Regions from separate parts of the Mus musculus genome. Here all the other regions are linked to region 1. The links are chromatin loops, found by intact Hi-C in ENCODE. Cell type or tissue: left cerebral cortex. All regions are shown on one strand. Region 1 overlaps Rgs7 (regulator of G protein signaling 7). Region 2 overlaps Rgs7 (regulator of G protein signaling 7). Region 3 overlaps Rgs7 (regulator of G protein signaling 7). Region 4 holds the start of Rgs7 (regulator of G protein signaling 7). Region 5 has its middle 42 kb from the start of Fh1.

What was found. Hi-C counts contacts between places; a loop is a spot of excess contacts. Peaks named below come from ENCODE experiments on the same cell type or tissue, not always from the same donor. Only the 100,000 strongest peaks of a DNase experiment are listed, where the experiment ranks them.
Region 2: it touches region 1 in a loop (2.1-fold over the local background); 2 of 42 quality-filtered maps call a loop at or near these places.
Region 3: a loop joins it to region 1, with 3 times the contacts of the local background. A loop is called at or near these places in 2 of 42 quality-filtered maps.
Region 4: it touches region 1 in a loop (2.3-fold over the local background); 2 of 42 quality-filtered maps call a loop at or near these places.
Region 5: a loop joins it to region 1, with 4 times the contacts of the local background. A loop is called at or near these places in 2 of 42 quality-filtered maps.

The regions. Positions count from the first base shown.
Region 1 is chr1:175,297,808-175,302,807 of GRCm38, forward strand. The region is part of intron 2 of Rgs7 (regulator of G protein signaling 7); the gene reads right to left. Among named protein-coding and RNA genes, the nearest start is that of Rgs7, 190 kb to the right of the region's middle. In left cerebral cortex, a CTCF peak has its summit at 2,017 (motif pointing left); DNase peaks (open chromatin) are centred at 2,720 and 3,198; H3K27ac peaks cover 1,974 bases.
Region 2 is chr1:175,418,654-175,423,653 of GRCm38, forward strand. All of the region lies in intron 2 of Rgs7 (regulator of G protein signaling 7), which reads right to left. Among named protein-coding and RNA genes, the nearest start is that of Rgs7, 71 kb to the right of the region's middle. In left cerebral cortex, no CTCF peak of the experiment used is centred here; DNase peaks (open chromatin) are centred at 2,448 and 4,459; H3K27ac peaks cover 1,988 bases.
Region 3 is chr1:175,067,776-175,072,775 of GRCm38, forward strand. The region is part of intron 17 of Rgs7 (regulator of G protein signaling 7); the gene reads right to left. Among named protein-coding and RNA genes, the nearest start is that of Grem2, 150 kb to the left of the region's middle. In left cerebral cortex, no CTCF peak of the experiment used is centred here; DNase peaks (open chromatin) are centred at 2,261 and 3,891; H3K27ac peaks cover 1,061 bases.
Region 4 is chr1:175,490,893-175,495,892 of GRCm38, forward strand. Rgs7 (regulator of G protein signaling 7) reads right to left here and starts at 1,653. Exons shown (of 18, transcript NM_001347195.1): 1 at 1,369-1,653; 2 at 161-284. The coding sequence starts at 238. In left cerebral cortex, a CTCF peak has its summit at 2,000; DNase peaks (open chromatin) are centred at 359, 812, 1,023, 1,099 and 1 more place; H3K4me3 peaks cover 2,367 bases; H3K27ac peaks cover 1,885 bases.
Region 5 is chr1:175,580,687-175,585,686 of GRCm38, forward strand. No RefSeq gene overlaps it. Among named protein-coding and RNA genes, the nearest start is that of Fh1, 42 kb to the right of the region's middle. In left cerebral cortex, a CTCF peak has its summit at 2,335; a DNase peak (open chromatin) is centred at 2,311.

The DNA of each region.
Region 1 (5,000 bases):
TCTCAAAATGAAAATTGAAATAGTAGTTAAATGTTAAAGAATATATATCACAAATGCATACTAGAATAAATGCGAGGGGGAAATATAAAAAGATGTGTTATTTAAAAGTCTAGAGGTCATTTATAATATTAGAAAATATTGCCTATGGAATATGTGTGTAAATATACAAATGCTTTTTATTGCTCTGAAATACTTCCATCCCATTTGTGAGACATTGCTTTAGAAACAGTGGCTATGCAGATTAACAAAAAATAAAAGCTGCTTTTCAAAGAAATACACAGGGAACTTCACTTAAGAGCCAGAAATTCTCCAAATCCCCTTTCCCATACCTGTAGGCTTAAGCTGGCAAGTTAAATGTCAATTAGGTAACTCGATAATTATATTTATATTCCTTCACACATGTATTACCAGAAGAATAGTTAGTATTTAATGGTAGTCAGCACCATGGGGAGTGTGATTAACTGTACAGAATTTTTTAAAAGTTGGGCCACACCCTTTTTTCAGAAGGTTTCTCATAAATTCTACAAAAGAGCAATGAGTTGGGTGAGTTTCTTCTTCTCAGGCTCTATGGTAAATGATGACTGCCCCGTGAGATTAACTTGAATGGTCTGGCATGATCAAGTGTACCACTTTGGGGCTTTAAGCATTAGAAATAAAACAAACACTCAATGTGTTAGTCAAGGGCTTTTAACTTTGTTTTTAAGTGCTTTCAGCATGAGGTAGAGTGACTTTAAATCTAATTAGAACACTCTTTTAAAGAGTGTGTGCATGTGTGTGTGTGCATGCTCATACACATGTACAGACACACACACACGCGCGCGCACACACACACATACACACACACACACACACACACACACACACACACACACACACAAAGCTGTATTCAAGTATGCACATGCCTGTAGAAGTGAGTGTACCATGGCAGACCTCTAAAATCAGAGAACAACTTCCAGGAGTCAGTTCTCTCCTTCCCCTTCCCCACTGTGGGTTCCAGTGGGGAACAAATAACCACCCTTGGCATCAAGAGCCTGAACCATTTTGCAGGTCCCACATTTTTTAACTTGTCACCCTTTACCATGACTATGTGGTATTCATTGTCACAGTGTGGGGCCCAGACATATTTTAATGTACCTATGTACAAACTCAATGTGGGACTCTATGGTAACTGAAAATTCCAGCTCTTCTAATTCTTAATACTTGTTATTTATAAGAAAAAGTCACAAATTTAAGAAAAATTTAATTGACTTACAGTTGTAGCAAAGTGGCGCAGCTAAATTGTAATCACCTTGCCTATACAAGGGCTACGTTTTACAAAAGTGATCAAACAAGTAGTGCATATATGGATTTGGCCCCATGTCTCAGTTACTAGCTCTGGGGGGGGGGAGTCTGTGCCCTGGGAGATGAGTGCTCCCCCAGGTTCCAGGTACCCCAGGGAAGGACATTTCACTGTGAGGGTAGATTTTTCTGCTGGGATCTTAATTCTAGGGTCCCTGGTTTCCTACCTCTTACTTTTTTCCATCCTTTAAAGAGCAAAAGAGCTTTTCACAGTATCTTTGCAGAAGAAATCCCTTTGGGTCACTTCAAGAACTGGGTTAAGGGCATGTTATAAGCCAATCACTGGCAAAAAAGACCAGAATAGAATGCAATCTCCCCCCTCTACCCACACCATAGAGAAGTGCCTTCTTAAACCAGAGTGTACCCCAGAGAAATTTACAGTTTATTAAAACGGATTTCTGGGTCCCATGTCAGATGGTACAAGGTAGAGCCTATGAGACTGTGTTCTCACCAAACTCATAGATAAACAAAAATCCTTCTGAGCAAGTCTTAAGATGTGAGAAAGCTCAGACACATACATGAAAATGGGCATCTGCAACCCAGAGAGAGAGTGAAGGCTCAGCGGCTTAAGAGCACTTGCTGCTCTTTCAGAAGACCCATGTCCAACTCCCAGCACACATACAAGGTGGGTCACAACTGGCTCTAACTCCATTCCCAGGGATCTGGTGCCCTCTTCTGGCCTTTGGAAGCACCAGGAATACAAGTGAGGTAAAGCTATACATCCAGGCAAAACACCCATGCTCATAAAGAAGTTTATTTTAAATGGGCATATACTACAAAGGGTCAGAAGAGGTGAGGTTTAGATAACCAATCAAACCTCACCCTGTATCTCTTATTACTATTCTTAATTATGTTACATGTATGCTTACGTTGAATTGAGTATTGTTTTGTCTAAAGCTGACTCTGCACATATTTTAAGCTTGGCCTAAAGGTTTCTATAACCTTGCTTGATGTGTAAGCTGCTTACAACATGCTCATGGGACAGGTAGCAGGAGCTCAGCCAGTCACACATTATCAACTGCTGAAGCCATGTGGAATAACATAGGCACAAGCTACCATTGAATGTGGTCTAACTGCCTCCCTTCCATTCTTTGATCTAGCTATAAATGAAACCTGACCATGAGGTAGGGAGGAGCTGTCTGAACCATTTTGGATTAGTAGGTTGGCCAGTTCTAGAATCTCAAAGCCAATTGAGATCTTCAGATGTAGGTCCATTGGCATTGTATTTTATAACTCTTTTATAGCAAGGTAAAGGTGCAGTCCAGCTTCTTCTGGGTATTTTGGAAGTGTAACTTTTTTATATTACATCATCACACTGGGAGACATTTCTGTCGCTATTACTAAGGCACTTGAATTTAATAGTCTGGAAGTTTCCATCACTATTCAGCAATGGCACCCTTCACACATCAGTGAGCCAATTCAGGGGAGGCTGTAACACCTTCATGTGGAGTGTATATTATTTGACAAACTTTCAAAAGGAGAGAAAAAAACGGAGGTGGAGCTCAAAATTTCCCTAGCCCAACATGAACCCACTGCCAAGCTCTTTTACAAAACGCCCCAGACTAAAACTTCAACAGATGTTCCCTTATTTTCTCAGGGATTAATTTGAGAGTTAATTATCCATTTTAACTGATTAACATCAGTGGGAAAAAGACACTCGGTTCTGAACCAATTCCTTTCATTATATTATGGACCCTCGTTCATTTCTACGTCTAAGTACCAAAATCACTTTGATAATATGAAAAATAAAAGATCCAAGAATGAATTTTGTTGTCTGCTGGCAACATTTGAGCAAGGAATTTCCCTTCCAAGTCCTGCAGGCAGTTTGTACTTGCTCATGTGTGCTGGCAAGAAGACAGGCTAGGTGAAATGCATGGTCAGAAAGAAAGGTGACTCAATGCCACTTTGTCTTCCCCTGTTATACATCTCACTGTTAGCAACAAACACACCAAGCTACAACACAGAAGGTCTGAATTCTGCCAGCCAGCCACTTCCTGAACATTTCCCTCCCCTGACCTTGGGGATGTCTGGATGCGGTGTATGTGTGTTCATTTCTAACATTCCTTCCAAATGTAGCCTAAGGTTGACAAGTTCTCTCTCTGACCCACTGATCTTTGAGGATACTCTTAATAGCATTTAAATTAAAACAGAATAGCAAGGGGAGGGGAGACTTAATTGCAAAATGGGAGGGAACAGAAGGTGCCATAATCCTTTCCCTCAGTCAGAAGGGATTGTGAAATGATTCTGATGACAGCAATTTTGAAAGTGGATACAGCTTAATCGCGGAGGCTGATTGAGAGCCAGCTTTGAAGAATATTGTCTTTGTGTCACTGCACGGTTTATGGATAATATATCATAAACATTTTTCTCTTTTCGATTTAATTCCCCATCCCTTTTTTAGGAGTTATGTATGGTTAACACTGATTTTCACATGTAGCTCACAAAGGAAGATCCCAGATGTTTAGTTAGAAACAGAGGGAAATTTGAATCTCTGCTCCGTCACTTAGTAGGTATCAAGAAGAGGATTTATTTCACTCTCTATACACCAATAATTCTCAAACTATTGTCTGCTTCACAATTACCTGCAGGGATAGTGAATGGGGATTTGTTCATTTATTTTTAAATTTTTTAACAATTTTGTCAGGATTCGTTGATTATTGTTTCTGGTCCTGGAACCACACATCAAAAACTAGCAGCCTAAAAGAAGCTAAAAGAAGACTTCTTAAACTTTTCCACATGTAACTCCCATATCACCAGAGACATTTTTAGACAACCCCAGGCATATATCAGATATTTACTTTTAATAGCTCACAAAACATTCACTTAAAAACTCCTAATTCTATATAAAAACTTACCACTTATTAAAGATGAAAACAGTCTTCTATAAGAAGAAGATGGATGGACTTCCTTAGTTTTAAGTGAAGATGTACATTTTATCTGAATATTTGATACTACAGAACATAGCTCCCCTTCATTGGCTTTTGGGATTGACTGGCATTTTCAGGACTATGTACAAAATGACAGAAGTATATGTAGAGACATTTCAGAAATTGGGTCTTCAATTCTATTCCATTGATCAACCTGTCTGTCTCTGTACCAATACCATGCAGTTTTTATCACTATTGCTCTGTAGTAGCGCTTAAGGTCAGGGATGGTGATTCACCCAGCCATTCTTTTATTGTTAAGAATTATTTTCGCTATTCTGGGTTTTTTGCCTTTCCAGATGAATTTGAGAATTGCTCTTTCCATGTCTTTGAAGAATTGTGTTGGGATTTTGATGGGGATTGCATTGAATCTGTAGATTGCCTTTAGTAGGATGGCCAGTTTTACTATGTTAATTCTGTCAATCCATGATCATTGGAGACATCTCCATTTTCTGAGATCTTCTTTGATTTCTTTCTTGAGAAACTTGAAGTTATTGTCATAAAGATCTTTCACTTGTTTGGTTAGAGTTACACCAAGATGTTTTATATTATTTGTGGCTATTGTGAAGGGAGTTGTTTTCCTAATTTCTTTCTCAGCCTGTTTATCATTTGTATAAAGGAAGGCTACTGACTTATTTGAGTTAATTTTATATCCAGACACTTTGCTGAAGTTGTTTATCAGCTAGAGAAGTTCTCTGGTAGAATTTTTGGGGTCACTTATGTATACTATCGTATCAT
Region 2 (5,000 bases), 120 kb after region 1:
GAGACAAAGCAAGAATACATCTGGAGCTCAAGGACACAGAAGAGAACATGAGGATAGATTTTTCTCACAATTTTCCACAGGTATTATCCTGACTGTAGAAGGTACCAGAAGCCTCCAATTACAAAAAGCCATGGTGGCTGATAGAGGGCTGGTCAGGGGTGGCCTGCAGCAGGACAGTGTCTACTCTCCCTCTCTTGCTAAAGCTGTTTCTATTTCTCCAACTCTACACTGTGAAAATGTGCATCACCTCTAGCACACTCCTAACTCCCCCTCATCGCTGGCCTTGGCTTGTATGCCTTATATCAACATCTGCATGGCACACTGAAGAGGAGCTGAAATGGACCCTATGTTTACTCTCAATTCTGAATGGTCACTCTGCGTGATTAAGTACCTATTTTGTTGTTTGTTGAGATAAACACCTACAGATATCTTTTAGCCATTACCCTACAGATTCTGAGTGATACTGGCTGGCCATGCTATCTCTCTTTCCTAATTTAGCAACTTATTTCATGTTCCTAGTTTAGCTTTAATCGTGTAAGAAAAATGGAACAACTAGCAGACCTTTGGGACTCTGTTTTTTTTTTTTAAATAAAGTCTCTGTGAACTTCTTAACACATTCTCAAAAATTAATATAATTATCATTTTCCCTTTGAAAAAAAATTCTATCTACATTTTGTTTTTAAAACTTACTCAGGGATTAAGGATGTAGCTTAGTTCATATTGTGCTTGTTTAGCATAAGAACTGGGTTCAGTCCCTAGCACCACATAAATCAGGTGTAATCATACACACTTATAACCCCAGCAGTCGGGAGGAGTCAGTCAGGAAGAGTAGAAGTTCAAGGCCATCCTAAGCTACTTAGCATATTTAAGGACACCCTGGGATACAATAACGCCTTGTCTAAGACTCATAATAACAAAACAAAATCTGTTTGAAACATACCTATATACCTTGTGGGAATGTGGTAGGAAGTCTCTCAATATGGCAGATGCTCAAAATTCAAAGGTGTATTTTTAAAGCCATGAGCAGATGCCACTTGGTGGATACCCACAGTAATGCCTGGAAGAAGGCATCAAGTGATGATAATCCTGGCAGAAGGCTAGACTCAAGTAAGTCTCTAAGTCTCCCATCCCACGAAGTTGCCAGCCAAGGCCTACTGTTAAATTGCTATCTATCTATCTATCTATCTATCTATCTATCTATCTATCTATCTGTCTATTGCTACTGGATTTGAAAATTGAGACCTCAAGAATATTAATCATAGAGGGTACTACAGATACTCAGTGGCTGCATATGTTTTTAATATCATGGTAGATTTTAGTAGGCAGCAAGAATAGTAATAAAATTATCACCTAATTTGCTAAGCATTTCCCATGAATAATGGTCAGCAGATTATGCTTAGCTTGAATGTCCATATGTCCCTAGTAATACTGAGAAAGTGATGAATACAGAAGGGAGAAAAAAAGATTAAGAAAGCATGGAAAAGGAAAGAAGTTTAAAATAGTTGAAAAAGAAAGATGAGTCCAATGTGTGGGAGATCTGTTTCTCTATGGCCCATAGATACATCTCCTCTATCTGAAGGCAACACGGGTATTATCCTTAGACTCAGTGGCTTTTAAGGAGCAAATTAAATACTTATCTCGGAAGCTATCGCTCAGTGCAGCTCTCCAGTCTCTTTGGAGAGGCTTCTTTTTATACTGGACTGCTTTTAGTACCAAGACCAACAGCTTGTCACAGTGCAAAGAATGAGCAGCTACAGAGTGTGCCGCCCTTAACGAGACATCCATATCATATCCCCCTTTTCAAGATGGCTCAGGGAACATTGAAGAAGAGGGAGCAGAGAGATTGTAAGACCCAGACATCAAATCGGAAGGACTGTTGTAAAATAGTGTCTTCTAGACAAGACAGGGCTATTTCGTTCATGGACTCAAGAGGCTGTGGTTGTGAGATCTATACAAGATCAGGCCAGCTAAAAATCCAGCATAGATACAGGGAGAGGCTCACAAAAGCCCACCTCTGGCTAAGGTGGTTTGACAACTGAAGGATGCAGGGGTAGGGAGGTAGCCCCCTTTAGGATGCCCATGCTGCTGTATCCATGGGATCCTGCCCCCACTCACAGAGACAAACAGACAGCAATAACTGAACTCAGTGGACTATGAAAGAGAACATGGAGTTGGGAGGAGAACACATGATAAGAGACCTTGGAAGGGTTGCAGGAGAAAAAGGGGTTTGATCTACTTAAAGTACATCATTTAGGTATATGAATTATTAAAGAATGAATACATACAAATTGATTTTTAAAATAAGCTATATTTTGCACAGTTGCCCGAGCAACACAGGGGTGCATTCCCCAGCACTGTACATCACCATGGCCACTGAGGACTGTGGACTGAAAGTTGGCTGGTAAGTGTGAAATCTTATACAGCTGAATTAAATATAGCTCATTCTTTCTGGCCTTGTCCGCTCCTGGCACCGTAACCGGTGCTAAGTGAAGTGAGCTGAACAGCACACAGGAGCATGAAAAAATTGTTTTCTAAAATAAACTAAGAGGCTGGAGAACTGACTTGGAGTTTAACAATGATTGGAGCTCTTGCTGAGGACCTTAGTTCTGTGCCCAACACTTAGGGTGGCTCACAACTGTGAGTAACCCCAGTTCCGTGGGATTCAACACCCTCTTCTTCAGGCCTCCATGGGCTCCGACACTCCCATGCACACACCCATGCACATGGACACATGTGTGTACGTAATTACAGATAAAATGCATATTTAAAAATAATAAACTCAGAGACATTGAATGTTACAAAATTGGTTAATTCACCTCATTTTCTGTGGTGGCTTGGTAGTGCAGCCCTGCCTCCTCTAATGGCTCCACTCAGTTTTTACCTGCCTTGGCCCCTTGCATCCTTCCACTCATTCTGAGTTGACAGTTGCTTCCCCTCTCCGGTGACCACCATTCTAGTTGAATGTCTTTTCCTCACTGGTGTGATGGCTACTAGTGTTTGTCAACTTGATTATATCTGGAATGAACTAAAATCTAGAAATTGAGGGCAAGCCTGTGAGAGTTTTTGTTTTGTTTGTTTATGCTTCGTTGAAAGTGGGTGAGTTCGTTCCTAGTCCAGGCTTTAGAGATAGGAAGACACATGCCTTCCTTGAGACAGGAAGACCTTTAATCTGGGCCATAACTTCTATATAAGAAGTCTATATAAGGAAATGGAAGAAGGAACTTATGTTCTTTACCTGGTTGCCCTTGCCTTGCTAACACATGTATTCCTTTCCTGGCATTAGAGCCTACTTCTTTGTGATTCCAGCATCTAGTGAAGACTAGGTGAGGTATCCAACCATGTGGACTGATCATCTACTGGATTTTTGGACTTACCATTCACAGATAGCCATTGTTGGATTAGCAGGATTACAGCCTATAAATCATTTCAATAAATCCACTTTGTGTGTATTTTTGTGTGTATGGAGAGAGAAAGTGAGGGAGAGAGAGAGAGAGAGAGAGAGAGAGAGAGAGAGAGAGAGAGAGAGAGAGAGAGATTCCGTGACTAATACAACTGGAGTCAGGTAGCATGAGCTGTCAGTCTCTACAAGGATGATGGTAAATATTGAATGTCAGCTTGGATCTAGAGTCACCCCAGAGACAAAATCTCTGGGCATGACCATAAGGAAGTTTCTACATTAGGATAACTGAAGGGGAAAGACTCACCCTTAAAGCAGGCAAACTCCATGCAATAAGAGCATTCCTCTCTCTCAGCTTCCAAATTGTGGACACAGTGTGACCATCTGCCCCCCACTCCTGCCCTGTTTTGCTTACCATGATGGACTTCCCTCAAACTATGGGCCATACTAGACTCTTCCTTTCTTAAGTCACTTTTTTCAGATATATTATCACAGTGAAAAGAAAATAACTAATATGACAAGCTAATCCCATGCCCTTTACCTGACTGCAATCATATTTTAAATTAGATACCAGGAATGAGAGAAATGTATTCACTCCATCAAGCTTGCTATGCCAAAATAATCTCTAAGCTTGGACCTTCTAGTGATCATTTGCTTTGAGCACTGCAAAATATCAGAACCTCATCTTAACCCTACTCCAACTTTTTTAAACAAACAAACTTTAAGCCATATTCCCACTGTATGGGAACTGAAGTGATTCTCGCTTTCCTGATAGCTTTGGAAAGTAGACTAACGGCTCACTGATGAAGAGTGTAGCTTAGATCAAAGAGAACAAGTACTAGATGGAGCTCTGGCTTAATGTTCTCTTCTCTCTTAGAGGTGGTCATCGTCTGGTCATGAGAAATACAGAGGATCTGACATTCAGAATGGCTTTGAAGCAGCATGCATGGAAACAAAGCTTCCCGCTTCCCTGCGAGATATAAGTTCTCTTTTAACTTCTACACAGCTCCCATTTTAAATATCACTGCTGCAGCTGAAATATTCCTCATCTGAGTTAAGACCTACATAGAAAGCGAACCTGTGTATTTTCTGCTGGTGGGAACTTACACAGCTAAAAATGTCTCCTTTTGAATGTGAACTGAAGAGTCCAAAATTATAAACAAGTTTCATAACCTTTCAAAGTAGGAGGATCCTTCCCAAGGAGATCTTCCTGATGGACTGGACCAGAAGAGCCATATGAGAAACAATAGAGGGAATGTGCTAATAAGCTCAAACTTTTTTGTCTGAAAAAGTAAATTGTGTAAAATCAAACAATTCCCACCAAAGTATGTCCTGAACCCCCCACTGACGTCATATAGGACAGACATAGCCAAAATTTTCAGGATGGATATAGATGATGCTGTAGGTAGACCTGACCAGGTTGCAAAGGTGCCCAGAAATTAATATTGTTTCTTGGATAGGAGGAGATGGTGCAAGAGGTTAACATAAAAAGGCATGGTCTGAGAAATGTAGGTGGCCTTCCCTTAGTATGAGTGGCCCCTGCCCCTTGGGATCCTGAATAGCACCTGGGATCCTAAACAATTTGTGCTATCTCAAAATACTC
Region 3 (5,000 bases), 230 kb before region 1:
AAGAAGTGCTGTCCATCAAGCTTTGCTATAAAAAGCCTTGCAGGGACTCTGATGTAGCTCAAGTGAGTAGTGTTATTTGGTCAAGAGGAACTCGAGTGTGAACACTCCTAAGGAGACAGCCCTTATGCTATACTGTCCAGAGATGCTTGCAACCATGGCAGAAGAGACAGAGACACACAGAGAATGATTGCAATTCAGTTTATGGAAAATGGGCTCACAGAATCTGCATTTTTCTAGGCTACAAGTAACTTGGGGATGTGAAAAGTTGGATCCAACTTAGAAAGGTAATACATGAGAAATTTCGATCAATGGAAAGCAGAAGTAGAGGTGATTCTTAGAGACTTCAGAAGAGTAGATGCTCCTGGAAACAAGGATGAATTTGATGCCTCTACCACCTAAACCTACCATGTTCCAAGGACCTCAGAGGCCAGCACAAACAGTGAGCTCATGGAAGAAGACTCTAGGGATTGGCCCTGGTTGAAGAAATTGTACTAAATTCCTTTGCAGCTCTGAGATACCCATAATGCCATCTTTTTCTGTACTTTCTCTAAATACCTTTTATATTTACAATTTAAAAGTAGAAAAGAGGAAGATTTCCTAATGAATTTTGTTTTATTTCTAGTGTTATTAATATATTGTTAGACAGTAATATGTATATTTTAAGTGAACACTCTTATTAGAGTCGTCGTCGTCGTCGTTGTAGTAGTAGAGCAATGCCTATGGTAAAATTGTGTGTTTGTGTGTGTGTGTGTGTGTGTGTGTGTGTGTGGTGTTGTTCATGAACTAGACCAAATTAAAAGAAGGTCTTCCATGCTAAAGTCTTCTGTATGATTTGGAGAAACAAAACAAACAATAGCTGAACTTTGCTTCTCTTCTTCTAGATTAAACTTTAAAGATTCAGTAGTTGTCACAGTCTGCTGTATTGTTGGCCTCACACTGGTTGCAATCACAAGAATAATGAATGACTGTGGGGATGTCTAATATTTGTTCATGTCTCTCTCAGTCTCTGACTACTGGCAAACAAGAATACAGCAGCAGGGAGACTGTAATGCTGCATGCACTCAACAGAACTTGCCCAATCCAGGCTTGCTGTGTGGTCTGCCAGGGCTATGGAAGCCATGGTGAGATGTCTACAGATACACTCAGAATACTTCTAATTCCAAAAAAGCTTGCAGCGTCTACAAGGAGGCTCTTGTTTTACTATTTTAAATGGTCTCCATCCAGGAACAAGCACAGATTATAAAAAGTAAAAGCATTACCCCTGCAGTGTTCCATCAGCATCAAAGTGACTTTCATGGTTTTCTGAAAAATGTTTTACAGGGCAGTGTCAGGGAGCATATATGACCCCATATGTGGTTTTAGGATAGATGAAAGAAAATGAGAAATAGGTGGCTTGGTCAAGAGATAGAACTGCCAAGTACAGGGTCTCACAAGGAGATGTAATTGAAATCTGACTCTATTGCTAATGGCAATTAAATCTGATGTCACATTGAGCCCTATCTTTATCTACTTAAGTCCCATTCACACTTTCCCCAGCAACATGAAATACACTTAAAAGAGACTATGCACACCATTGTCCTTAGAACACTGATACAATTTTTAAAAATTCCTGCTGCATGACATTTAGAGGTAATTTAGACTTAATGAGGTAATTTAGACTGAGGCTGAGTTAACTATTTACAAAGAATGCTGCCAGGTGCTGTGATGTTAAGACTGTTGCATGCAAGCATTCCTAGGTCTTTTTTTTTCCTTCAGTGACAGTTTAATCCATGGATATGAGGTGATCTGAGACCCAAGCATACTGGCATCATAATGGAAGCTCAACAATCTTCAAATAAAAACAGTGACAAAGAAAAATAATATTGGCTGCTTTATCGAAATTGTGAATCCTACCTCAGGCAGTTCAAAGTTTAATCTCACTTTCCAGTAAATGTGGCCTTAATACATTGCAGTAAATATGTTGGTATTCCAAATCTTGTTCCTCTTATACCTCTTTTACATAAGCAGTCATTTTTCAGTCATGAGCAACTAATGTGTGTCTTAGATCAGTAGCCACTGATCCTGTAGTAGGGCCATCCTCTCTGCAGCATCTCTGAACTTCCCCACTGCAACCATCTGCAGCTCAAGAGGTGTGTGTGGGAAAATCCAAAACACAGTCTGGTTCCTTGATTGTCTTCTATACTCAGCTGCTCTCACTGGAAACATCCTTACTTGTCCTGGCCAGAGTCTGTTGAGTCCTCACGCCTCTTTCTAATTTTGATCTTGTGGGTCTCTACTTGGGCTTTAATCCTTCCTTTCTCTGTTTCCTTTGAGCTCCCAGAAAAGCCACCGTGACTCACACTGAGAAAGCTGTTGGGAATCTTGTTCTACTCACTGGACAGTCAGCTTCCATAGGAAGAGAGAATCGATTTAGATGTGCGTGGTAGCTACATCCCAAGATAGTAATTTGAGTCACCTCTGTCTTCTTACAATCATGAATACACTTAAAGCATATTTTATGTCTTATTACCTATGGATTCCCAATCAGAAAAGACAGTACCTACCCAGTGTAGGGACTTAATAACTATGATTTGTTTGTCAGAGGAAAGAACCCAGCGGTGGCTGAATGCAGGCTACCACTGAGCTGTAGATTTATCTTAGAAGCCTCTCTGATGATCTTCCCTGATATCTCCCAGCCAGTAGCGCAAAATCAGGGCGTTACACTCAGTAGAACAGAACTTAGGAAATCCTGGTTCAGATTCTGTGTCCGGTACATGTGGCAACAACGTGAACATAGCTCAGTCCTCAAACCCGCCCTCCCTGGGAGCCTCTGGGGTTGCAGTGGGTACTCAGTAGCAACATACCATTCACTGCTTGTACAACTCAAGTGACAATTTCAGAACTAATGGTGCTGTCAGGGGAGAATAAAGTTACCCCTGTCCACACTAAATTTGGCTACATGGTCCAAAAACATTTCACCCATGAATTTATACCATGCTGCAGGGAAACTGGAATTATCTTCTCAGGCAAGTTATTGTCACAACCAGTTTCACTAAAACAAGATGGATAGCTGTATCTGCCAACAAAATGATGAAAGAGAGAAGCTTAAGATCCATAAAGGAAGAGAGGGGAGACGTAGGTTCATTCTTGATCAGGTTTGCTTTCCCTTTACTGGAGAGGCCCAATGGCCAGCTCATAAGTGTTCTTCACCAAAGGTGTCATAGCAATTTCTAACAGTTTTTCCATGTTAATGTACCTGTTATCCTGAGCAAATAAAGCCATAGCACTTTAGTAGAAACAAAGGGCCACAAAACCTTCCTAGTGGTAAAAATTCACAGGGGCACAGACATGAAATGCAAAGCTCTTCTCTCTCTGTTTCTAATCTGCTTCTAAGCTGCCATGGGTGTTTGCCTCATTAGGATGGATGTTCATGTAAATCAAGGATGTAACAGGTTTCCTGGAGACTTTCTTGCTAGAATTATACTCTATAAGATAACCTTTGTGAATGCTCTCTGTTTTCTCCCTGTTTCACTGTAGTAAAAAATGATACCTTAACAGGGGACACCAAGGATAAGTAAGCTAATCTATAATTTAAGAAGTGTGTCTGTGGTGCTGAGTGTGGAACTCAGAACCTCACATATGCCAAGCAAAACCCTTATTACCAAGCTATATCTCCAATGTGTTCTATTTTAAAAAGCATGCGGGGTAGCACATAACCCAGAGATCAATACATGTTGGTAAATGTTCGAGAGACTAGTATAATGGTTCATACAGCAGCAGTATGAGAGTGACAGAGATGAGGATGCTAGATTCCCAAGTCAGATTTCCTGTCTGTTATTTTTAATGGAAAGACTATCTATTTCTTTCTTGGCACTTCAGAGAACTTTCCACAGCTCAGCTGCTCTATGGTGATGAGAAGCCCAAACAGCCAAGTCTCAACCAGGAGTGCTCCATCCTAAATAGAAGGCAGTCAGGGATGGGCAGGAATGGGGAGTGTACACACAAGAGTTCACAACACTACTCAGGACCTCACTCTCCAGCATAACAGAACCATGCTCCCCAAATGTTTACACTCTGGGGGAGATTATACAAAATAATTTTTACACTTAATAAGAGCAAGTTAAAAGTCATTTGTTCAAAGGCTGGTGCCTTAGAAAACAAGGCAAGGCCAGCAGAAAGCGCCTGTATAGTTACCAGCAACTGGGGAACCAGTTGGCAGGGGTGGTCTTCTGTCATTAAACTATAGCACAAGTGGCTTTGGGAAACAGGTAAACATGAAGTCTATTCCTACCACCCCGAATGGATCATTTTTATCACTGAAGGTCCATCTTGTGTTAGGAAAAATATGAGACCAGGCATGAGATTGAGCAAGTGAGAAAGAATGTTTCCTTATACAGTAATATTACAATTAAACAATAAGTTCAATTTTAAATGACTATATTAAGAGAAGAAAATCCACATTTAACTTGAAGGATATTTATCATATTTTGATCTTTAATAGGAGAAACAAATAAGGAAAGATCTGAGTCAGGGTAGTAAGGTTTATAGATGGAGAAGCTGAGGTCATCTAGCAGTTAAAAAGATTTCTAAAACACATAACGCAAGACACAGAATGAGATTTTGTGCTGAAGTGAATAAGCACGACAACGTCCAAGGCTGAAGAACATTTTACCACTAACACAGAATCTGCATAAAGCTAGATAAAGAGGTTCATTCACAACTGAGTGTAGTGGTGAACCCCTGAGGTCCTGTCACTCAGGAGGTAAGGGCAGGAGAGGATAGAGTTCAAGGCGAACCTGACCTATGTAGGGAAATCCTCTTTCAAAACCTAACAAAGAAAACAAATGTACTCACTTTACTAAAAAGAATATTCAAGAATAACTAAGTTTTGAGTCTTTGTCATTGTTTAATGCTTTGTATTTATATTTTATCCTGTCACATTTAGACTACTGAGCTATACTGTTAATGCAGATCCCAGTCAATCTAGCGCTCTGTGAAAGCTGTCTCACAAAGTGGAAACT
Region 4 (5,000 bases), 190 kb after region 1:
AAAGAAAGAGAAAGAAAGGAAGGAAGGAAGGAAGGAAGGAAGAAAGAAAGAAAGAAAGAAAGAAAGAAAGAAAGAAAGAAAGAAAGAAAGAAAGAAAGAAAGAAAGAAAAAGAAATCAAGCTGAAGTTTCCCGTTTCCTAGGGAAGTGAAGAATTCTTACCTTTCTGTACACCAGCATGTTGGGTGATTCGTCCGCCACCCCGTTGCTGGTCTGTCCATAATTATTTCCCTGAGCCATTTCACCCAGAACTTGGTAGCTCAGATACAAGGATGATCAATCTGCCCTGCAAAGAATTAGAGAGCCTCTAGTGAGAGCCTGGTAGTCCTGGGGGGAACAGACATCCGCCAACACACACACACACACACACACACACACACACACACACACACACCTTCATGTTCACAGTACCCAAACCACGGGAAGAATTCTTTCATTTCTGGGATGAGGAGAACACCAGACATGGAGTTTTTCTTTTTTAAAGAAATACAAAGGCAGAAGTTTACATCTGTAGTAGCCCCAGGAAATCTCAACAGACAACCTTCCAGTTCGAAATAGTCAGCTAGCTAAGGTTTTTGTGGACTTCATTTTGTGAATACTCTCTTTTTAAAAGTATTAGGTACTTACTTAAAAACCCCATGGTTGGCACTTCCCTAATACCCACTGTTCTCCCTGGATACTTGCTGCTCCACTTGATGCGGTTCTCCCCAAAGGGCAGAAAGCCAACACCCGCTGCAGCCCACTTTCTCCTAGTAGCCAGCTAGTTTCCCATGGCAGGCGCGACAGAGGCCCCTTCCCCACAAGTGTTCTTTTCAGGCACATGTTTGTTCTCCATTTCTTGGGCTCCCCACACAGCCTGGGCATACATAGGCTTTTCCACTTTCACCTGCTTTCACTGCCAGCCCATGGCTCCTCTGTGCTCCCACCTCGGTGCGCTAAGTCTGGACCTGATCCTGACTAATCTTTGGAAGAAAGCTTCCAAATTAGGTCCAAGCAACCCAAGGCTGATGGGAAGTCAAGCCTTGAGCAATCACCTGGCTCACCTCCGAGAGCAAGCTAACTGCACAAGCCTGGAACAATCAGCCAGAAGAGCAGAGAAATCTGGGTCCCAGCTCATCCTGCTCGGCCCTTGCTCTCGGAGGCAGCAAATGGCAGGCAGCCTTGCCCCTCATCCAGGCACTGGCCACACCGGGCAGCAGTTTCAGCACCGTGGACCGCGGCGTGCGCAGCGCCCCAGCCCGGCCGGCCGGGCGCGCCACTCATTGGGGACCGTGACTCCCGTCGTCGCAGGGCGAGGACCGGGTGCGGGACCAGGGGTCCCGGGGACTCCAGGTGGCGCCGCCTCCTCCCCTTCCGCTCCCTCCGGTTACCTCCTCGGCCAAGGTCACGGCCCCGCGGCTCCCCTCCGGGTGTGCTGAGGGCAGGCGCTGTCAGCTGGCTGCGAGCGGAGCTGCGAGGCAGGGCAGCCTCATCACACTCGCGCTGCTCAGGCCACCGCCACCCTCGCCGCGGTGCACAGGCGGCCCCGGCAGCCGCCGCTCGCGCCCGCTCCCCCGGGCCGCCTCGCTCGTTCCCTCCTCCGCTTCTCCTCCCGGGGACTGGGACCAGTCGAGCGCGCGCGGGAGTCGAGACGCCTGGCCCGTGCGCGCGCGACTGGGAGGAGGGAGGAGGCGACAGTCACGTGGGACAGGGACGCCCGAAGGTGCCGGCTCGGACGGGCTCGGCTTCGCCGCCGCCACACCCCTGGGTGTCCCCGGCCTCCCGACCCCGCAACCCCTCGGGAGCACAGGCCCTGTCCCCCGCGCTGGCAAGCCCACGCGCCGCCGCAGGCCTGGAGAGCCAAACTGAGCTAAGCAGGAGGAAGGGCTTGGCGGAGGGTGGGTGGATGGGTAGGTGGGTGAAAGGGTGGGTGAGTGGGTAAATGGATGAATGGATAAGGCCCCCTGCGGCTGGCAGGTCTGCATCGCGCTCCTGGCGACCCTGCTGGCAGAACTAGGGAAGCAAATGATTGATAATCCTTATGCTTAAGTAACAGCCCAGAGAGATGCTGGAATATCCCAGAAGTGAAAGCAATGGCCAGGACCAAATGACTCATTGGCAGGCCCCCTTCCTCACTCCAGCCTGTTTGCCCATGACTTTCACTGCCTCCTATTAAGTTGGAAATACCGGGAAGGAATTTGGAGGCCTCTACCAAAAGCGAACAATCTCACCACCTGTGACATTGAAGGCCCATGGCTGATGTCTGGCTGGTCTAACCTACTGGGCTCAGAGAAACTTGTCTTTAGTCCTTGTCCTCTACTGGGGTTCACAGAATCACAAAGGGTCTGGGGTTGCTGATACCCCGAACCCCAGAAATTCTTCAGGTTTCCGGCACTAATTTTTCAAGGACTGGGAAGACATTAAAGAAAAAAGTTTTTGTCCTCGTGAAATGTACCCAGCTTTCTGGGACATTAGGAAGTTGTGGGAATCTGAACATCTGAGAAGGCTTCCTCTATAGGACTGAGGATAAAGACGATTTAGCCAGTGTGATTTGTGTGTGTAGGCGGACTAAACCTAAGGCCCCTGCCAATGAGCTGCATCCCATTCACAACCCTCTCTACCAGCACCTTCGTTTGTTTGTTTGTTTGTTTGTTTGTTTTTCACTTTTGAGACAGCGTCCAACCAGGCTGGTCTTAAACTCAGTTTAGCCCAAACAGACCTTAAATTCAACATTCTCCTGCCTCAGCCTTCCAAACAGCTGGGATTACAAACCGGTGGCACCAGAATTGGCTATCCAGTGCCATCTGTGGCTGCTTCTCCAAGCAGGGTAAACCTTAATATAACTGCTATCCAAATATCTGTGGGTACCAGTCACGTTTCCAGCCTCACCCAGGCTCTTTCAGGTGTCATTCAAAGTAGCATTTATCTATCCGTACCCATGTTCTAAATACTACAGGATCACGTTCCCAGGCCAGGTTACCCACAGCCATGTCTGACTTCTCTCCCTACTTTCCATCAATTTCCCCAAATCTTTCCACTGTTAGGGAAATTCTCTTTGTTTCCATTCTCTCCTAATAGTTTCTTGGTGGTCTTACTCTAGCTGAAACCGGCTGCTCTCTCTTCAGCCCCCTGCCTCCCTTCCTTCCTTTCCCCTTGCTCTCTCTACTGTCTGGATACTCATGTGCTTTTAGATATAGATAGATATGGAAAAAGTCACTGGGTGTGCTCACCACTTTGCCCTAAATGAAATGGCCTGAAGGAGCCTGTAAGGATAGTTACAGTTGCCAGGAAAGAACTAAGGAGGAAGATTCAATTCAGGAGACAACTCATAACTCTATCAGTATGCAATATTATATTTATCACCTTACAATTTCCAGGGACTCGCATTATTCAGATCTAGACTAGAAGAAATAGCCTAGATACCACCAAATCCATCTGTATCTTATATTTTAACGTTCTCATGATTCTCAACTGTCATTATTCAAATTAGTCTTACTATTTTCTCTACCATCCATTTATGTACTGTAATATTTTTGTTAAACAAATGAAATTCTTAAATGTGGTACTATATGCATTTTATATGCCAGATGGGACCTTCTGAGCACTAGGCAAAAGACCTACCTATAACCTCATCAACCCCCCAAAGGACATTTAAAAGGGGGTTTTTTGTTTGTTTGTTTGTTTTGTTTCATTTTAAACGTCAAACTTTAATAGTTCCACCAAGAGAAATAAATCTAACTTCAATGGTTTCACCTAGGGAAGGAAGTTCAATTGTATCAATATTTTTGAAATAATAGAAACAGTACCTATTTTTATGAACATCTATTTTTATAAATAATTGGAAGCTTAGGCATCCTAAGTTATTACCCACCGATGCAGGAACCCATTTTTATTCTGAAAGTATTTATTTATTTTTATTTATTTACTGTGAATGGAAGATTCCTATTCTTCTACAAAGAATTTGAACAAATCCAGTAGGTAGCTTTGATCTTCAGGGAGTGTGCAATCAAGTTTGGGGAGAAAAACAGATGCCCCCCTCCCATACCTTCCATCAACCCAATCAACAGGTTCCATGCAGAGCAGCCAGAGTGTTCATTTCAAATGTAACTGCTATGTGATTTCTCTATCCAGCACCTCCCAAAGGATGTAAGCCAGTCAAACTAAAGGGTGTCCTTGAGACACCAGCAGCAGGTAGGGTTAGATGAATATGCGGTTACCATTCTGAATTTCATATGCTAATCTGGTGTCCTCGTTTTCCTTTTTATTGCTGTGATAAAATGGTAAGCAAGACCGATTTGGGGAAGGAAACGGAATATTTGGTGTACAGTCCATCATCAAAGAAAGTCAAGGTAGAAACTCGAGTCAGGAACCCAGAGGCAAGAACTGAAACAGGGACCTTGGAGGAGCTCAGCTAAATGACTGACCTCTGCTGGCTTGCTTACCTACTTTTCCTATACAGTCAAAGGATGGCACCACCCTCAGTGGGCTTAGTCCTCCTACAAAAATGCCTCAAAGAGGTGGCCATAGGCCAAGCTGATGTAGGCAATTCCTCAGTTAAAATTAATCTAGTTGATGTTAGTTGGCCAAAGCTAGCCAGTCCACTGGGCCACTCTGCTCCAGTCATGGGGTCTCCTTGTTTCATGATGCATTTATAAGTGGATAAAGTCCATATTCTGGTGCCACAGGACATTTGCACTGGCTATCCCTCCTATCTGGAATGTTCTGCCCTCAAATGTTGGTGTCATCTTCCATTCTTATCTCAGAAGATACCCTCCCAGTGAGCCTTATTGTGTTAACCCTAATTAAAATAACGCATCCTCCCATGATCCTTTCCTTTCTTACACTGGTTGAATCTGTTTCTTGTGACATGACTGCAGCTTGCTTACAGAGGATGCTGGTATTTCTCCCTTTTGAAAAGTTTAAGACCAATGATGCCACCAGCATTTCCTCTCCTGTTCACTCCTCCAGCCTCAGACATGGAATATCTGTCTGACTGGGAGTAGACCTCTAGTTACTTATGACC
Region 5 (5,000 bases), 280 kb after region 1:
AAGGTGGCCTAGATTCAAGGGTCGAGTTAGTGTCAACCTTAAAGGTCTTTTAACTTCTACCATTTTATGGATGAAAAAGCTTGGGATCAGAGAAGTCAATGGACAATACCAAGGTCAACTCCTATTTAATATCAGAATCAAGACTAGAACTCTAGTCTCCTAGATCCTTGAATGTTCTCTTTAGGTGGGGAAGAAAGACCTTCTTCCAGGGCATTGCTAAGAAGGTGTCATGTTGCAGTGAGTTCCACAACAACATATGTTTTATATGCAACTGAGCACCAGAAAGAAGGACATCAGCCACACACTGTCAGTGACTAGATGTTGTGTTTGGTTTTAGGGAAACAAAAATATTCTTTAAAGCATTAAAAAAAAGATATCATCCTTTCCTTTCGTCTTAGCTCCAAACTCCTTTCATGGTTATTTTGTACCCTATTCTAAGGAGGAATGAAGTATCCACCTGTTGGTCATCCCTCTTCTTGATTTTCTTGTGTTTTACAAATTGTATCTTGGGTGTTCTATGTTTTTTGGGCTAATATCCACTTATCAGTGAGTGCATATCTAATGACTTCTTTTGTGATTGGGTTACCTCACTAAGGATGATATCCTCCAGATCCATCCATTTGTCCAAGAATTTCATAAATTCATTCTTTTTAATAGCTGAGTAGTACTCCATTGTGTAAATGTACCACGTTTTCTGTATCCGTTCTTCTGTTGAGGGATATCTAGGTTCTTTCCAGCTTCTGGCTATTATAAATAAGGCTGCTATGAACATAATGGAGCATGTGTTCTTATTACCAGTTGGAACTTCTTCTGGGTATATGCCCAGGAGAGGTATTGCTGGATCTTCCAGTAGTATTATGTCTAATTTTCTGAGGAACCTCCAGACTGACTTCCAGAGTGGTTGTACAAATACAGTGGCCTGGCAAATACAGAAGTGGATGCTCACAGTCCTCTATAAGATGGAGCATAGGGCCCCCAATGGAGAAGCTAGAGAAAGCACCCAAGGAGCTGAAGGGGTCTGCAACCCTATAGGTGGAACAAGCATATGAACTAACCAGTACTCCCAGACCTCGTGATTCTAGCTTCATATGTAGCAGAAGATGGCCTAGTCGGCCATCACTGGGAAGAGAGGCCCCTTGGTATTGCAAACATTTTATGACCAAGTACAGGGGAATGCCAGGGCCAAGAAGCAGGAGTGGGTGGGTAGGGGAGCAGGGTGGTGGGAGGGTATAGGGAACTTTCAGGATAGCATTTGAAATGTATATAAAGAAAATATCTAATAAAAAAAAGATACCAACAACAATAGATAAAATCCACATATTTAGGATGGTATGCTATGAAACCAGCTCTAAGGACCTATTATTGCTACACTCATAGATCATTACATCCCTCAACTCTCATCTGAAAAGCTGCTTCTTGCTGTAGACACTGATGAACAGAAAGACCCACAGCTGGAACATGAAGAGAAGAAAAAAATGTAGCATTCACAGCCCCAAATGAGACATTTATGTCATACCCTGTCCCCAAAGATCATCAGGGAAGAGGAGTGCAAAAGATTTTAAGAGTCAGAAGATCAGTGATTATGAGGGGGGAGGGAGAGGGAGAGTTTTCTTTAAGGTTTAAACCCTGGTACATCAGCCTTACCCCCAATAAAATTTGGGCAAATTGGACTCCATGTAGAAGAAGAAGGAAAAGGAGGAGGAGGAGGAGAGGAAGAGGAAGGAGAAAGAGAGGAGAAGGAGAAGAAGGAGAAGAAGGAAGAAGAGGAAGAGGAAGAGGAAGAGGAAGAGGAAGAAGAAGAAGAAGAAGAAGAAGAAGAAGAAGAAGAAGAAAAAGAAGAAAGAAGAAAGAAGAAGAAGAAGAAGAAGAAGAAGAAGAAGAAGAAGAAGAAGAAGAAGAAGAAGAAGAAGAAGAAGAAGAAGAAGAAGAAGAAGAAGAAGAAGGAGAAGAAGAAGAAGAAGAAAAGAGGAAACAAAGTTGCACAGGTAGAGAGGTGCAGATGATCTCAGAGGACTTTCAGGCTATGTGAATATAAACAAAATCTGTTGTTTGAAATTCTGAAAGAATAAATTAAAATATTATTTAAAAATAAAATAAAATAAAACAAAAGTAAAAGTTCTTATCACTAACTCCTAAGGTACCCCAGATGGTTTTCAAGCCTAGGAATTCAAGGGCTTTGGAGGAAACTTCCAGCCAGACCATGGCTATAGTAGAGGGCAATTATGACTCCATCACACATAGGCACTTACAGCTGCTTTGGAGACGTCAACCGAAAGTGAGATGTCTTCAGGTTCAAGCATAAACTCGTGGAAGCAGGCTGACTCCAAGTGGCACAGTAGGCCAATAGCAGAGCTCACACAGAAATGTTTTATTTCTCCTGAAAACAGGAGAAAATCAACCATTATGTTGTTAAAAATAAAATCTAGAAGGCCACTGGAAGAACAGAGTGAACATGACAATAAGCTCCTCCCCCAACGACTCATTCTAACTGCAAACCATCTTGTTACCTAACTGTGGTGACCTGATACTAACCAGCCATGTCTCCACTACCTCCTCTCCATGACCCCTTTACAAGAAAAATAACTTTGAAATAATCCATCTGAAACCTTGACACTAAAGTGCTTGCAGACAGGAGCCTGGTATAGCTGTCCTCTGAGAGGATCTGCTGGCACCTGACTAAAACAGATGCAGACACAGCCAGCCATTGGACTGAGCCTGGAGACCCCAATGGAAGAGTTAGGGGAAGGAACTGAAGGAGCTGAAGAGGATTGCAACCCCATAAGAAGAGCAACAGTATCAACTAACTGGACCCCTCAGAGCTCCCAGGCACTAAATCACCAACATAAATGAACCGGTCCATGTCCCCTGCTATATATGTAGCAGAGGACTGCCTTATCTGGCATCAGTGAGAAGGGAGGCATTTGGTCCTGTGGAGGCTTGTTGCTCTAGCACAGGGGGATACTAGAGGGGTGAGGCAGTAGTGGGTAGGTGGGTGGGGGAGAACCCTCTTAGAGACAAAGGGGAGGGGGAGGGGGTGAGAATTTGTGGAAGAGAGACCAGGAAGGGGGACAACATTTGGAATGTAAATAAATAAAATAATTAATAAAAATAAAAATAATCCATCTGATCTTTGGTTTTATTTCTGCTATGCTAGCCTTTCTCTGTCCTTAAAGCCAGAAACTAGGGGCATTGTTACATTTATTCTGTTTTGTGGAATAAAGTATTGTCATATTTATAGAATGGAAAATAAAGCCAACTGGGATCTTTAAAAACCCAGAAACCTCAGTTTCCCAAGTAAGCCAGATGCTCAGGGGAGATATCAAGAACCGTATCAGGTCACGTGTGTTAGCAGCACACACCTACAACCCCGACAAGCAGGGAACCGAGAGTCCACAGGATGGGCCCCTCAACCACCCCAACCTGAAATAAGTCTTGGAGAACCACTGGTCCTCTCTCAACACTGGAAGTTCTAAAAATATGGTTCTGATATCCGCAAAGGAATTAGTAACTCCGACAGGGACAGTGGGGTGATGAAACAACAAGTATTTTCCTTCTCCCATATTCTTTTATCATCTGCAAGGAGTTTCTACATATCTGTTGGCTCGGTCTCGCCAAATCAATTATGATAATCAGAGTGTCCCCCACAGACACTCCCATAGGCCAATCAGATGTACTCAGTTTCACAGTTGAGACTTTGCTCAACTCAGGCTGTCAGGCTTAGCAGCAGGTGCCTTTACCCTCTGAGCTATCACTCCAGCCCATATACTCCTTAATCCACTTCAATTTATAAAAATAACATAACACTCAAGTAAAATTATGTCATAACCCATCATAGTGTTCATTCACTTTAACATCTATCCCTCTGTCTTAGTTAGAGTTTTACTGCTGTGAACAGACACCATGACCAATGCAAATCTTATAAAGGACAACATTTAATTAGGGCGGGCTTAAGGTTCAGAGATTCAACCCATTGTCATCAAGATAGGAGCATGGCAGCATCCAAGCAAACTTGAGAGTTCTACATCTTCATCTGAAGGCTGCTAGCAGAATACTAACTTCTAGGCAGCTAGGATGATGATCTTAAGCCCACACCCACAGTGACACACCTACTCCAACAAGACCACACCTGCTAATAGTGCCACTCCCTGGGCCAAGCATATAGAAACCATCTAACCCATGCAGGCAATGCTGTTCCTTTATGTCACTGATCAGGGAGCACATAGTCACATTTCCCCTTCCCAACTGCCACTTTGTCAGGGATGAGGTTTAGTTATCACACATTTCCTGACTCTAAAGTAAAATTAGGGACCTATGGCTTATTTCTCAGGGTACTTCAAACCTATGAATCAAAGTACTAAGGCAAATTTATTTATGTATTAGTATATGTACATATATATATGCATACAAACATACACACACACACACATATATATGTATATATATATTAGCATGTGTATACATGTATGTATTTGAAATTATTCCAAGTATTAATTTGAAAGGCAATTAAAGGTGACTCTGGTATAAGAAAAAGAATCAACTTTATAATAGATACACAAGTGTCTAAATCTCTTAATGTTTAGAAAAGGGTTAGGAGTCTGACTCAGGCTGGGGTTGCCCCGGCTTCTGCTCCTGAGGCTTCCATGCACATGTGGGACAAGATCTGGACTCTAACCAGAGCCACAGAGTCTGTGTCAGAGCTGTCAGCTGCCTACATGCTCTGCAAACCGGCTGCTCTCCTCTTTGACCAACTCTCCAGACCCAGACACCTCAGAGCTGTTGTGGTAGGGGACCTCCATCTTTATCTCCCTAAGCAGCAGGCCCTGAACTCCTCCCACTATGAACAGCCAGGGTTAGCTCTCCTACTCATCTAGATATTGAAAAATAATCATCCACCCAGAATGGCTCAATCCCTTCATCTGTTTTTCTTTACTAGGCTACATTTCACAAAAAGACTGTTAAAACTCACTGGGATGATTAGTTTCTCAACCTGACATAGTCTC